Linked DNA regions of Mus musculus: region 1 is linked to region 2. Evidence: chromatin loops called from intact Hi-C (ENCODE). Cell type or tissue: left cerebral cortex. All regions are shown on one strand. Each heading gives the region's core, and the rest is flanking DNA. Links, peaks and the distances in the headings are about the cores only. Region 1 overlaps Cacna1g (calcium channel, voltage-dependent, T type, alpha 1G subunit). Region 2 overlaps Cacna1g (calcium channel, voltage-dependent, T type, alpha 1G subunit).

Region 1 (6,560 bases), core at 955-4,954, 54 kb after region 2:
TCATCGGCTGCCCTCCTCACCCTCATGCCTCTGCCCTCAACACCTCCCACAGGACACCCTCCGGGACTGTGACCAGGAGTCCACCTGCTACAACACCGTCATCTCACCCATCTACTTCGTGTCCTTCGTGCTGACGGCCCAGTTTGTGCTGGTCAACGTGGTCATAGCCGTGCTGATGAAGCACCTGGAAGAGAGCAACAAAGAGGCCAAGGAGGAGGCGGAGTTGGAGGCGGAGCTGGAGCTAGAGATGAAGACACTCAGCCCGCAGCCCCACTCCCCGCTGGGCAGCCCCTTCCTCTGGCCTGGGGTGGAAGGTGTCAATAGCCCTGACAGCCCTAAGCCTGGGGCTCCACACACCACGGCCCACATTGGAGCAGCCTCTTCAGGCTTCTCCCTTGAGCACCCCACGGTGAGCAACAGCGTCCCTTCTAAAGGGCCACGGGACAGGAGAGGGGTAGGGAGGGCAAACAGCAGCTCAGTGGGGTCATACAGGAGCCCAGCAGGGCAGGGGCTTCTCCATCTTCCTGCCCCTCTTACCTCGACGTTGAAGGAGCTAGCTGCCAAGTGCCCCTCCCAGAATGACTGCCCATATTCTCTGTATATGGCCGACCGCCCTCTAGCAGTGCGGTGGCAGTCTTACTAGCTCCTCTAGCCTGGTGTGGCTTCCCCGTCTAGGCTCCTAGGTTCAAGGCTAAGTTCTCTGTTTCCTTCTTGTTTCTTTTTCACCCTTACCCGATTGTCAAACCTCTTTCCTCCATGCTCTTACCTTCCATCTCCCTACCCTTTCCTTGTCTCTTTATCTCTCTCTCCCTCTCCCCTTTGGACTCTGACTATTCTCATCCCCCACCTCTCCTTCCTCCTGCACCTCCCCCATTCTCCTCTCTCATCTCTCTGTTGCTCTGTGTGTGTGTGTGTGTATGTGTGTGTGTGTGTTTGTGTGTGTGCGTCACATGGGCTCCACTTCTATTCTTTCAACCCCTTTCCAACAATCCCCTGGCCCTGATACTTCTCATTGTTACCCCTCTGATCCCTGCTCCCTTGACTCTCCCGGCTCCCCTTTTGGGCTGGTCCTCCCAGGACAGACAGCTGTTTGACACCATCTCCCTGCTGATCCAGGGCTCCCTGGAGGGGGAGCTGAAGCTGATGGACGAGCTGGCAGGCCCAGGGGGCCAGCCCTCTGCCTTCCCTTCCGCCCCCAGCCCGGGCGACTCCGACCCACAGGTTATTGTACCCTGTCACGTGCTCCTTCCTCTGACCCTGCCGAGTTGTGCCATGCTGTGCTGTGCTTCTGGGGTGGCTGGGGGTGTGTGGCTTGCCCACTGAGTATCTAGAAAAAGAGAGGCCTGTAGAGCCACATAATTGCACACTGCACCTGGCAGGAGACAGTGGGGAGGGTAGTCCAGGCTCTGGAAAGTAGGGAAATCATCCTATCAAGGGAGAGAGAGGGGGATGGAGGAGGGGCTGGAACAGAGCAGAGATGGGACAGTGGGACTTGGGGGGTAAAGAAGGCTAGGTATCAGGTCCAGATAAGAAGATCTGCAGAGGTTAGTGCAAGTGGCCATGGAACCCTTAGAGGTACCTGTTTTAGCTAGTCTGATTCTTCTGTAGTGTCCAGTTACCTATCCACACTCCTCTAGTGGCTTTTTGAGTACAAAGTCCACTGGATGTGATGAGGGCTGTCATAGGCAGTTTTCTATCCTGAGGGAATAGAAGTGAATTCTGGGGCATAAATGTGAAGCAGGGCTTGGTTTCCTCACCAGATGCAATTCCTTCCCGGAGCACCTAGGGTACTCCTCCTTCTGGGCACACCACACGCAGCTTACCCTGAGCTGTTGCTTTCTTGGTTCCTCCAGCCCTGCTCTCCTCCCATTGGCTCAATACTCCCTCAATCTCCCACCCCCACTCCAGGTCAGGAGCTGGGTGTGGACTACATCTGAAGCCTAGTGACACACCACCTGATGGGAGAAGGGGTAGGCTCACAGGTTCCTAGGCAGTCTTTAGCCTGGTAGGCAATCGACAGTGATTTTCACATGGTAAGGACCCGTGCCTCTTGTTAGAATCCAGTCTCAGACCTGGCACTGACCTAGAAAGGGAATGTAGCTAGTCTTCCCCCTTCTGCCCCCCCCCATTCTAAGCTAAGCCCATAGGAAAAGTGGAGGGAGGGGGGATAGGATAGGACACTGATTAGAACAGCCCACTCACCCAAACACCACTCACCCCACCCTCGATATCTTGCAGGTGCTGAAGCTCCTAGGTGAGCCAGCTAGATGATGTGGTGACCAGAGTGTGCCCCCTTCACACTGGCTGGGAGAGCACCTCCTTAAGGCCCACGTTGGAGAGGGGGAAGCAGGTTGCAGTCAGGCGGAGGAGGGCCCATGAGGGGAGAAGCCAGAATCTGGGGGCAAGCCAAGTCCTGCTAGGCTTTTGGAAGCGAAGAGAATAGGCAGAAAACAGCCGTCAGACTGGTGGCATTGTCCCCAGCGTGCCCCCCCCCATCCCCCGCTGCCATGCTGCTCTGTCTGCAGAGAGGAGACAGGGCTTTGCTGGCCTTTCTTCTTTTTATTTTGTTTGTTTGGTATCATCTTTATGAGAGTAGAAGCCCTCTCCTCCGCTCTCTCCCCGGGTGCTGGTAGTGTGGGAGGGGGCTGCTAAGATGCCTGGGGTATCTTTAGAATGTGTTTCTGCGTCTCTTGGTCTCTCTGCTTTGCCAGTGTTTGCTCTGTCTCTTTGGTGCCTGCTGCAGACTCTCTGATCAGCACAGGGGGTTGAAGTGGGAGAGGGGAGGGGCCGTGGGTATATTGGGCAAGGGGCGGGGAGTGAAATGGAATGCCTTCTTCCCCGCTTTGTGGAAAAGGGGAAGTGGGGGCTGCGAGTGTGCCCAGTGTGTGTCCTGGTTTCTCACGCCTGCTCATCTCTCTCCTGTCTAGATCCCTCTAGCTGAGATGGAGGCTCTGTCTCTGACGTCAGAGATTGTGTCTGAACCGTCCTGCTCTCTAGCTCTGACGGATGACTCTTTGCCTGATGACACTCACACACTCTTACTTAGTGCCCTGGAGAGCAATGTACATGCACACATCCCTTGCTGCTCCCCCAGCCTGGGTTCGGCTGGCTGCAGGGCTCCAGGTCTTCCTCCCACTCTGTGCCCAGGTCCTGCCCAGAGGCGTTCACTTGTGGGCACAAAGTGCCCCAGCCTTTGCTGGCATGAATTTTTTCCTTGTACCCCCTGCGGGTAATAAAGGAATTAGATAAGATAAAAACCAAGACCCTGCTCAGAGGGGTCACATGAGCAGCCGTGGTGACAGGGTTATTCCAGGAATGATAGCCCAAAACAGAAGTAGCTTGGGAGTCAGCTTCTGTGTTTGGAGCCCTGTACCAGCCAACCCTCCCTCCCTGCTCCCTCCTCCTGCCTCTCTCTCATGAGACTCACTAGTGTCCTGGGTGAGACCCATATCTTTGCTGTCACCACCATGCCTTTCCCCCTGGGGAACTGTTCCTGTTTCCTTTTGCTGTCCCTGTGTGTCTTTGTGTCCTGTCCTCAACAAGCTCCTGGGGCTTTGGTACTTTGACCTTCCTACCTTTCCTCAGTTTCCCCCTGCCCCCTCTCCCACGACAGTGAGCAGCCCCCCTCCTCTCACCCATTGCCTACTGGTGAGAGCTGGGTCAGCTGAGGCAGGATCTTGATCAAAGTCTGGGAGGGGCTCTAGAGGATGTGGCCAGTTGGAAGGAGTAGGTCCTGGGATTGAGAATAGAAGGGAAAGACTCAGGCTCTACTCAGCCTTGCCATCTTCCACTTGCTGGGACTGAGACCAGCTGAGCCCATGGGCGGGGAGGGGCTTTTCAGCCTCCTTGAGACAGAGTAGCCTAGCGAAAAGGATTCTAAAGAGGGAGAGAGACTCTTTGGGATCTAGCCTTGGTTTCTTCTTCTGGGGTCCTGGGCTGATCATTTCCTTTCTTTAAAACAGGTTTCCCAGACCCACTCCCACCTCAGTCTGTCCCCTGAGGGAGTACTGAGTTCCCAGTGCCCAGGACTTGCTACCCACCTCCACCCTCTAGAGTCTCTGTGTGATTAAAGTAGATCCGCAGAATACGATGGGACATCTCCCTTGTGTTTACCTGTTATTTAACCTGCATGGATCTAGCTCAGGCCTGTCCCCTGTTGATCCCTGGGGTAACTTTCAGACTCTCTGAGAGGATCACATGCAGTTCTGGGGGCTGCTCTCTTTTTTCTCCCCTCCTGGTCCTCCACCATCCCCAGCCCAGAGGCTCACGGGTGATTCTGTGGGCATGCTCTCAGGGTGGGGCCTTTCCACTCCTTCCTCCCTGTACGTAGAGACTCATTGTATGTCTTCCTATTTCCTTCCATGCTCATGCCCATTACCTTGGCCTAGGAGGGTGTGGAGGTGGGTGTGGGTAGGTGTATGTGGGAGGAGATTGTGGGTCTGGCGGGAGAGGGCTTAGTTCCTGCTGTCTAGCTTTTCCTCAGCTACCAAACCCCATCTGCATGCTCTTCACCCCATCCTCTCATCCTCTTGCAGATGGTACCTCACACTGAGGAGGGGCCAGTCCCCCTAGGACCAGACCTGCTGACTGTGAGGAAGTCTGGTGTCAGCCGGACACACTCTCTGCCCAATGACAGCTACATGTGCCGCAATGGGAGCACTGCCGAGAGATCCCTAGGACACAGGGGCTGGGGGCTCCCCAAAGCCCAGTCAGGTACCAAGTCTGGGGTGAAACAGCTTAGCTCACACGAGGAGAGACGACCTTGCCTAAGACCAACAAAAAGCAGTGTCTCTTATTTTGAAGAAACCCTAAGCTAAAGGGAAATACCCAGACTAGAGGAGGTAGCTCTCATCCTAGGGCAGTGATGGGTAAAGGCTCTGATGGGGAGGAGGACCCGAAGGAAAGCATCAAACACTATCTCTACTCAACCCTCCCTGTCCCTTCCCCACAGGCTCCATCTTGTCTGTTCACTCCCAACCAGCAGACACCAGCTGCATCCTACAGCTTCCCAAAGATGCACACTATCTGCTCCAGCCTCATGGGGCTCCCACCTGGGGCGCCATCCCTAAACTACCCCCACCTGGCCGCTCCCCTCTGGCTCAGAGGCCTCTCAGGCGCCAGGTAAGCAAGTGTGAAGGGCTGGACCTAGGTCCTGGGGTGAGACTCTCCAATTGGAATTCCTGTGCTGTCGGTAATGGCCAGAGTCAACACTTTTATTCTTCCAGCCAATGAGAGAGCAGCTCTAGGTACTAGGAACACGGTATTGGGTAAAAGAGAAGTAGTTGGGAGTTACCACCACCACCACCACCCCCCCACCTCATGAACACACCTTGTTTCACTGAGGAGGCCTAGGGGCCAAGGTACAGTTGTTGCCATGGCAACCAACATCCATTGGAGGTGGTACCCAGGTATCAAGGCTCCCAATCCCAGGTCCAGAGTTTCCACACTTTGGGCTAAACTGAAGGACGTAAGGCAGGGTTTACGTGTCTTTACTTCTGGCCAAGCCTGGGATCCACCATCCATGAACCAGAGAGTGACTTATAGAGCCAGATGATGCTTGTGTGCCTTGTGTTGATGTCTGTGTCTCCTGATCACAGATATAGGAATATCTGTCAGCATCATGCTCGTGGGGGTCAGGCATGGTCCCTCTTCCCACACCCACTCCCCTAGCAGCTTCCTGCTGCTAGGCACTGGGATACAGTTCCTGCTCTCTGAGCTCAGTAAGGACAGAGACACACATGCTATCAGATCACAGCAGTCACAGGTTAGAGCCCCATGGTGCTTGTGTATTATAGCAGGGAGCCCCGAGGAGACAAGGGTTAGTTTTACTTGAAGTGGATTGGCAGGTACTCATCACAGAAAACCCATGTTCAGCAGAGCAAGGGATGCTTGCCGTTGGGAAGGGAATTCAAGGCCGAGGGAATCGTTGCCTTGCTCTTTCTCCCTGAAGGCTAGAGGCACAAAGGGGCCAGATTGGGAAGCAGAACTGGCGTGAGTTCTTTCTGGCTTCCCAGAGCCCAAAGACTGCAGAGAGTTCCTCCTGCAGGATGATTTGGGGAAGTAGAGCAGGGAGGACAGAAGAAAGGTTTGGTGGTTGAAGGGGAGGTGTGGTCCACAGAGCTCAGAGGGCTCATCACCCCCAATAAGAGAAGCTAATAGGGTGGTCCTGCAGCTTTGTGGGGGGGTTAGGGACAGCCAGCATGACAGAAAGGATAAAGGATGATCCGAGTTGGAAAGGAAATCTCTGGTCTGAGCCCTGCTTCCACTCCCTACAGGCAGCAATAAGGACTGACTCCCTGGACGTGCAGGGCCTGGGTAGCCGGGAAGACCTGTTGTCAGAGGTGAGTGGGCCCTCCTGCCCTCTGACCCGCTCCTCATCCTTCTGGGGCGGGTCGAGCATCCAGGTGCAGCAGCGCTCCGGCAGCCAGAGCAAAGTCTCCAAGCACATCCGCCTGCCAGCCCCTTGCCCAGGCCTGGAACCCAGCTGGGCCAAGGACCCTCAAGAGACCAGAAGCAGCTTAGAGCTGGACACGGAGCTGAGCTGGATTTCAGGAGACCTC
Region 2 (6,560 bases), core at 1,723-5,722:
AGGGAAAAGAGGTGAGAGTCTAGTTAATCTTGAGATTTGGGGAGCAGGCCCGATCTGGGGAGTGGTGTGTGGTCTGGGTGTGTAGCACCTATGTCCCTAGATCTTAACTAGCTAGCTGAATATGCCGAGAACAATTTCTTGGTAAGGGGGGCTGCCTGGACATTTATTCCCATTTCCCCATCCGACCCAAGTCACAAGGACAAGTGTATTTCCACGGCCAGAGAAGGAATCTGAACGGCCCCCTGAGCCTTAACCCTCTCCTTTCTCTCTTTTTGGTATCCGTGAGGCTTCTGTTGGCTTCAGGAGTCCCCAATGTAGGTCATGAAGACATTGGTCCTGAGGGGCCTGACTGGCTTCCCCTCCCCAATGGACTGAAGCTAGTTAGCCTTTTTCTCGACATACTTTTCTCAGCCCCTTCCTCTTGCAGCCTCATTAAAAGGCCAGATTTCCTAGAGTGGAGATCTAGGTGTAGGTAGGAAGTGTGTGTGTGTGTGTGTGTGTGTGTGTGTGTGTGTGTGTGTGTGTGTGTGTGTTGTGGAGGGAGGAAGGAGGAAGGGCACAAAAGTTTATGTTCCTGTACTGGGGAGATCAGGGACATGGGCCCAAGCAGCTCCCTGGCAGACCACTGCCTCCCAGGTTACGGGGGAACACTGGCCTTTGCAATGTGTTTCTTACAATGTGAGGGCGTGCGGTTCCCCTCCCGGGAAGGAGTTCCTGAGCATTCCCTCTCGGGTTGTTGTGTCACATCTGGAAGTTTGTGTAGGAGTTTCTCCAAGCTCAGAGCCCAGCACAGCTTTTTCTCATTTGGAAATCACAGGCTGGCATTTGGGATGGAGGAGTGGGAGGGGGGCCAGAGAAGGAGAGGGGAGCCTGCCAGGAGTTGAGGGGAGGAGGGGGCGGGGGGGGGGGGTAGGCCTGAGAGACAGGAGTCCTAATGGCTTCCAGAAGTGAATGTGAGTGTGGAACTGTGCGTCACTGTGTGTGTCCAAGTGTGTGTCTCTAGAAGGGAGGAGGCCCTAGGAATTTCTGTAATCTTCCTTGCCATTGTCCCAGTGCCCCAAGTCTTCCCAAGAGAGGATTCTCCATTGGGTCCTCAGGAGAGAGAGAGAGAGAGAGAGAGAGAGAGAGAGAGAGAGAGAGAGAGAGAGAGAGAGAGAGAGAGAGAGACAGACAGACAGACAGAGAGAGACAGAGAGAGAGACAGAGAGAGAGAGACAGAGAGAGATTGAGAGAGAGAGAGCTCACACATAAGGGGGTTGTTTGAATCTCATATGTCCCCTCGTCCCATTTCCAAATCCTAGACCATCCAGAGCAGATTCTGGGGAGAAGAGCTGAGGCAGAGAATTGAGTGGAACTGGGGTGGGGGCAGAGGATCTTGGGTAGTCTGTCCCAGATTCTTCTTTCTTCTGGGTCATATGGACTCCTCTGCACGTACTCTGTTCCACTGCTGGGGGACTCCCCATCACCCCTAGTGCCAGTTGGAGCCATTCCTGGGATTACCCCTCCACCCTGGCCCCCCTTCTGCTGTTCCCGCCCCAGCTCTCACCCCGCCCAGCCTGCCTCAGCTGGGACGGCGACAGACACACTGCACACACACACACACACACACACACACACACTCACACACACACATACCCCAGTCACAGAGTTTGAATCAGATTTCTGGCCTATTTCCCCTCCCAAAGATTCCAGTGGCCCTCTCTCATGTGTCTCTGTGTCTTCTGTCTCCTGTCTCTGTCTCTGGGTGGGGCTGGCTGCCTTTCAGGCAGGCTTCAGTTTTCAGTTTAGTTGGAAACCTCTCTCCCCACACACCCACACACCGGAGCTGGGGGCGCATGGGGAAACAGGGTAGTTAGTAGGACGGGGCCATTGTTGGGGATTCCCCTTTTCTGAAGAAAAAATAAATGAGCACAGGCCATCAAACTAAATCCCTGCATTGTCTTCCACCCTAGGAAGCATTGGCTCCCATAGACTACCAACCTCCTGTTGGGACGGGTGGAGCAAGAACCTGTGTCCCATCCCCCAACTCTTATTAGAAGGCCAGAATTCCTGGTTCCAGGCCAATTTCCTCCTCAGTATTCCTTAGTCTCACATTTCCAGACTTCTGGGAGGGAGAGAGGCAGCTAGAAGGCCTGCTTGCTGTCTGGGTTCACACCCTGGGCCCAGGGCCTTAGATCTCTAGTTGCCAATAATCTAGGCAAAAGCCCTATCTAGATAAAAACCTATGGAGAAGACTCATTTGTGGATATAGCATGCTCTATTTCCCTCTCCCAGGAAAGAGAGAAGGGGGGAGGGATGGTAGAGAGGTCTGCTTCTGCTGTTCTCGCTTTCTCTGCTTTTGATGGTGGGTTATGGGGAGAAGAAAGATCCTCCCCTCTCCTGCTCCCACCCTTTGGGATCCACTCCAGCCCGGACAGTCACCATAGCAACAGTAGACATGTGACCGCACAGGTCTCTCATAGTCACTATGGCAACCAGTGTCCCCCGTTCCCTTGGTTACCATGGGGATCTGTCACATGGTTCCCCCCCCCCCAACCTGATAACCTGTGGGTCTCCCTGCTTCTTTTTCCTTGCATAAGGACAAGAGAGCAGTCTGGGCAAGGGGAAAGAATGTGTAAGGGGGTGGGGAGGGGTGTCTCTTCAGTTTCCATGGCAACAAATCCACACCACCTGGTGACACATTCTTCTGTTGTTATGGCAACAGAAGAACATCACACAGTGACATAGTGCCGTGTTGCCAAGGAAACAAGCCCCACCCTGAAAAGGGTGAAAGACCCCCCCCACACACACACACACATACCTTAGATATTCCTCTATTCAGATTGTTCTAGATTTGCCAGTCCTTTTATACCTACCTACAGTGAAGGGGAAGCCAGAGTGCAAGGGATATGCCTGGGTGCAGGCTGGATTGCCAAGGGTCCGGAGAAGGGGATTTTGGTGAAGAGCCTGATATGGGGTTGTCTGGGGGCAGGTTCTGACTATCAGAGGCCCCAGACTGAGTGTGTCTGGGACAAAGTTCCTCCATAGGTCAAGTCTGTTCCTCCTTACATCACTGTCATGAATTTGTCACTGTTCAGGGAAACATCAGGAAATCATGAATGGGGAGGCACATCTGGCTTCTAGATTGGCAGATGAGTGACTGATAGACACAGTGGCTCATTCATTTATTCTTGCTGATCATTTGCTCTGGACTGCATATGACACTGGGCTTTGTAGTGTGGCTGCTGTTAACGCTGTGACAGAGCCAAGCACATGGATGACTTGACCAGGTAGGGCCACTGTCATTGGATGTCCAAATAGATACCTGGGGCCCTTCTCCCCCAACATTGTTCTCCAGGGCCCCTCCTAGGCCCTGTCTCTCCTGCAGAGGAGAATGGGCTAGGTTGGGGGAAAACAGACCAGTTATTAAGGGTAATTGTGTCCTTTCCTTTCCAAGTGGTGGCTTCCTCCCTTTCCCCCCTCTTCCAGAGTGACCTCTGGCTGACCCCCATTCTGGAGAGAGATCCATCGCTACAGTCAGGAAAACAAACAGCCCCTGTAGGAATACTTTCATTTACCCCTCTCACCTACTAAGCCACTTTAAACCTAGGATAATATTTCATTTTTTTACTTTTTTTTTTTTTTTTGAGACAGGGTGCAGCCCTGGCTGTCCTGGAACTAACTCTGTAGACCAGACTGGCTTCGAACTCCAAGATCCGTCTACCTCTTAGGTGCTGGGATTAAAGGCGTGCACCATAGTCTCTTTCTCTTAAGGGATGGATATTAGGGAAACTGAAACATCTTATGACTTCTAGGGTGTTAGGCATGGGTGGTGATAGTGATGTGCACCCCAGAGAAAAGAGCCTGGCTAGATAGAATGAGGAAGGCTTCAAAGTGGCTGAGGGAGAAGTCAGGGTTGGTGATTCAGCACAGAGGTGGGGGATGGGGAAGGCCAGCTGGGAGGCTGAGACTGGTCCTCTGAACCTCCCTGATCACCTCCTCAGGCCTGGTGAAAGCATTACCACTCCAGAAGCAAGGCTAAGACAGGAAAGGCCCATGGGCTCCAGGCCCTGAGTGGATTGGCAGGGCAGACGACAGGCAGCTGCAACCCCTTTCTTCTTTCTGGACTCTACTTGTCTCTGGTTTCTTTGCTCTTTCTGTCTCACTCCTGTTTTTCCACGAGGAAACTAGGGTGTCTGGTTGTATATCTGAGGGGTCCAGGGCCCGGAACCTTCTTTATCCAGAGGGGATCTTGTATATTTTCATGCCAACGGGCTGAAGGTCAACCACGCAACAGAACTTATGTAGAAAGGCTCGGGATGGAGAAAGAATTCCCTCTGCTCCTAGCGGCTTGGGTTTAGAAGGTACAAGAAATATGGTGGCAGTCTGGCCTCACGTATGGCACTGATGTCCACTCCGCAGAGCTGAAGCTTGTCCCCAGTGCAGGCCCTGGCTTGGAGAGCAGTTTTGATCTGAAAGGCATGGACATGGTGACTACAGGCTGAGGACTTTGAGAAGACAGGGAGCTGGCAGTTGGAGAGAGAGCTTGGGGCTCCTCTGAAGTGTCAGGGGTAAGGAGGGGGTTGACGATGTAGGCTTGTGTATGTGTAGTGCAGGGAAGGAAGGCGACAGAGTAGGCCACAAGCTTGGAAGCCTCAGTCTCATCCTGGCGTCTTGAGCAACTCTGGCACATGACTTGGCTTCAGCTCTCTGGGTCTTGCTGTCCTTGGGTTTCGGGGGTGGGGTGGAGTGGGGTGGGGTGGGTGGGTGGGGAATAGAATGATCCACCTTGGATGCTTCACGGGGCTGTTGTGAGCAACGTCGTGGCATTGTGCGAAAGTGCGTGGTAAACTGTAAGGCAGGCTTAATCCGACTGTAGGTTTGTGTAACACATTCGCATACATTATCTCACTTGCTTCTCACATCTATCCGGTGAGCGAGGAGGATGAGATTCACAGCAAACTCGTGGAGCCTGGCATTTCCACACGCACAATCGATGCTATTCCCTACATGGCTTGTGCAAATAGCCAGGGTAGTCATGGCTTTCTCTACCTTACAAAGGAGGAAGATGGGATCGAAGTCTCTCAGGGTGGGAGTGGGTGGTGGTGGTGGTGGTGATGGTGGTTAATAGACAGGTAGCAAGCATTCGGGATGCCAGGAGAGGCTCCCATCAGCCCTGGCTCTGGATAGCTGTTTCCTTGACACCTGATACGTGGTTCGAGCGAGTCAGCATGCTGGTTATTCTCCTCAACTGTGTGACTCTGGGTATGTTCAGGCCGTGTGAGGACATTGCCTGTGACTCCCAACGCTGCCGGATCCTGCAGGTGAGTGTGTGTGTGTGTGTGTGTGTGTGTGTGTGTTAGTGGTTCTTGGATCTTAGTACCCTGAACTCTGTTCTACCAGATCCAACTGGTGGGTTCCAGGTGGGGTGTGTGTGGGTGTCCCCCAGTCCCTCAGTTTCTTCAGCCCCTCCTTTCTACGTCAGGCCTTCGACGACTTCATCTTTGCCTTCTTTGCTGTGGAAATGGTGGTGAAGATGGTCGCTTTGGGTATCTTTGGGAAGAAATGTTACCTGGGAGACACTTGGAACCGGCTTGACTTTTTTATCGTCATTGCTGGGTGAGGGCTTGGGCTAGGGTGGGAGAGTAGTGGGCAGATCTCCTGCCTCTTTGGTTGTCCATTCAGCCCAGGCTGCCTGCTTCCAGTGCTCGGGCCTGTCCTCTGAATCTCACCATCTTCCTTTTGAGTCGGAGGAGACTGTCATTGCTTGGTGGGAGGTGTCCCTGCCCGCTAGACAGAGAGCTGATCTTCAGCCTCCCTTGGTAGAGGAGAGGGGAGAGTCCTGGGTCACTCTGTCACCTCACAGCAGGAGTCTTCCCTGGCCTCTTTCACATGGAGTTGGCCTCAAACTCAAAGGGCCTCCTTCCCGGCCCCTCCCCACAGGATGCTGGAGTACTCGCTGGACCTGCAGAATGTCAGCTTCTCCGCAGTCAGGACAGTCCGTGTGCTGCGACCGCTCAGGGCCATTAACCGGGTGCCCAGTGAGTGACCCCTTAGCCCTCACCCCTGGACAGAGGGCCCTCAGAGGAAATGTGGCACAGGCATCATGACCTGACCATTTGAAGCTGAGACAGAGAAGGGTTCAGTAGGGACCCAGTCAGAGCCCCTAGCTCTGGTGGTATCACTAGCAAAGCTACCTGGGAAAATCTCCATCCCACTCTTTTCAGCCAGGCTTTAGACAGAATCTTAGAAATACCTTAGACGACCCCTTCCTAGGGGAATAAAGGTGGGTGGGGACCAGTGGAGCAAGTGTCAGACCCACAGAAGGGGATACAAAGTGCTAGTGGCCCTCTCTCAAGACAAGGCTACTCCACGCCTTACCCTCTGGCCCTGGTTGTATTCCCCCGTCCCCACCCCCACCCCCCACCCCTTTCCAACTCTTGCAGTGACTGCTGGGACCATTATCTAAATTAAACCGCATTGGTTTCTGGAGCCAACAAAGGTTTGGCAGCTCCAGCTCCTTTGCCGTTCTGCCCCTCCTCCTTTGCAGGCCCCCTTTGCAATTCTTCAACCTATACACG

The links. Peaks named below come from ENCODE experiments on the same cell type or tissue, not always from the same donor. Only the 100,000 strongest peaks of a DNase experiment are listed, where the experiment ranks them.
Region 1: it touches region 2 in a loop (3-fold over the local background); 6 of 42 quality-filtered maps call a loop at or near these places.

Annotation. Positions count from the first base shown.
Region 1 is chr11:94,409,592-94,416,151 of GRCm38, reverse strand. It overlaps Cacna1g (calcium channel, voltage-dependent, T type, alpha 1G subunit), which reads left to right. Exons shown (of 35, transcript NM_001177888.1): 32 at 53-409; 33 at 4,536-4,713; 34 at 4,952-5,121; 35 at 6,276-6,560. Among named protein-coding and RNA genes, the nearest start is that of Abcc3, 20 kb to the right of the region's middle. In left cerebral cortex, for the core only: no CTCF peak of the experiment used is centred there; DNase peaks (open chromatin) are centred at 1,927, 2,416, 2,899 and 3,323; H3K27ac peaks cover 1,650 bases.
Region 2 is chr11:94,464,859-94,471,418 of GRCm38, reverse strand. It overlaps Cacna1g (calcium channel, voltage-dependent, T type, alpha 1G subunit), which reads left to right. Exons shown (of 35, transcript NM_001177888.1): 2 at 5,192-5,303; 3 at 5,465-5,598; 4 at 5,923-6,020. Among named protein-coding and RNA genes, the nearest start is that of Cacna1g, 6.1 kb to the left of the region's middle. In left cerebral cortex, for the core only: no CTCF peak of the experiment used is centred there; DNase peaks (open chromatin) are centred at 2,485, 3,949, 4,655, 4,849 and 1 more place; H3K27ac peaks cover 1,475 bases.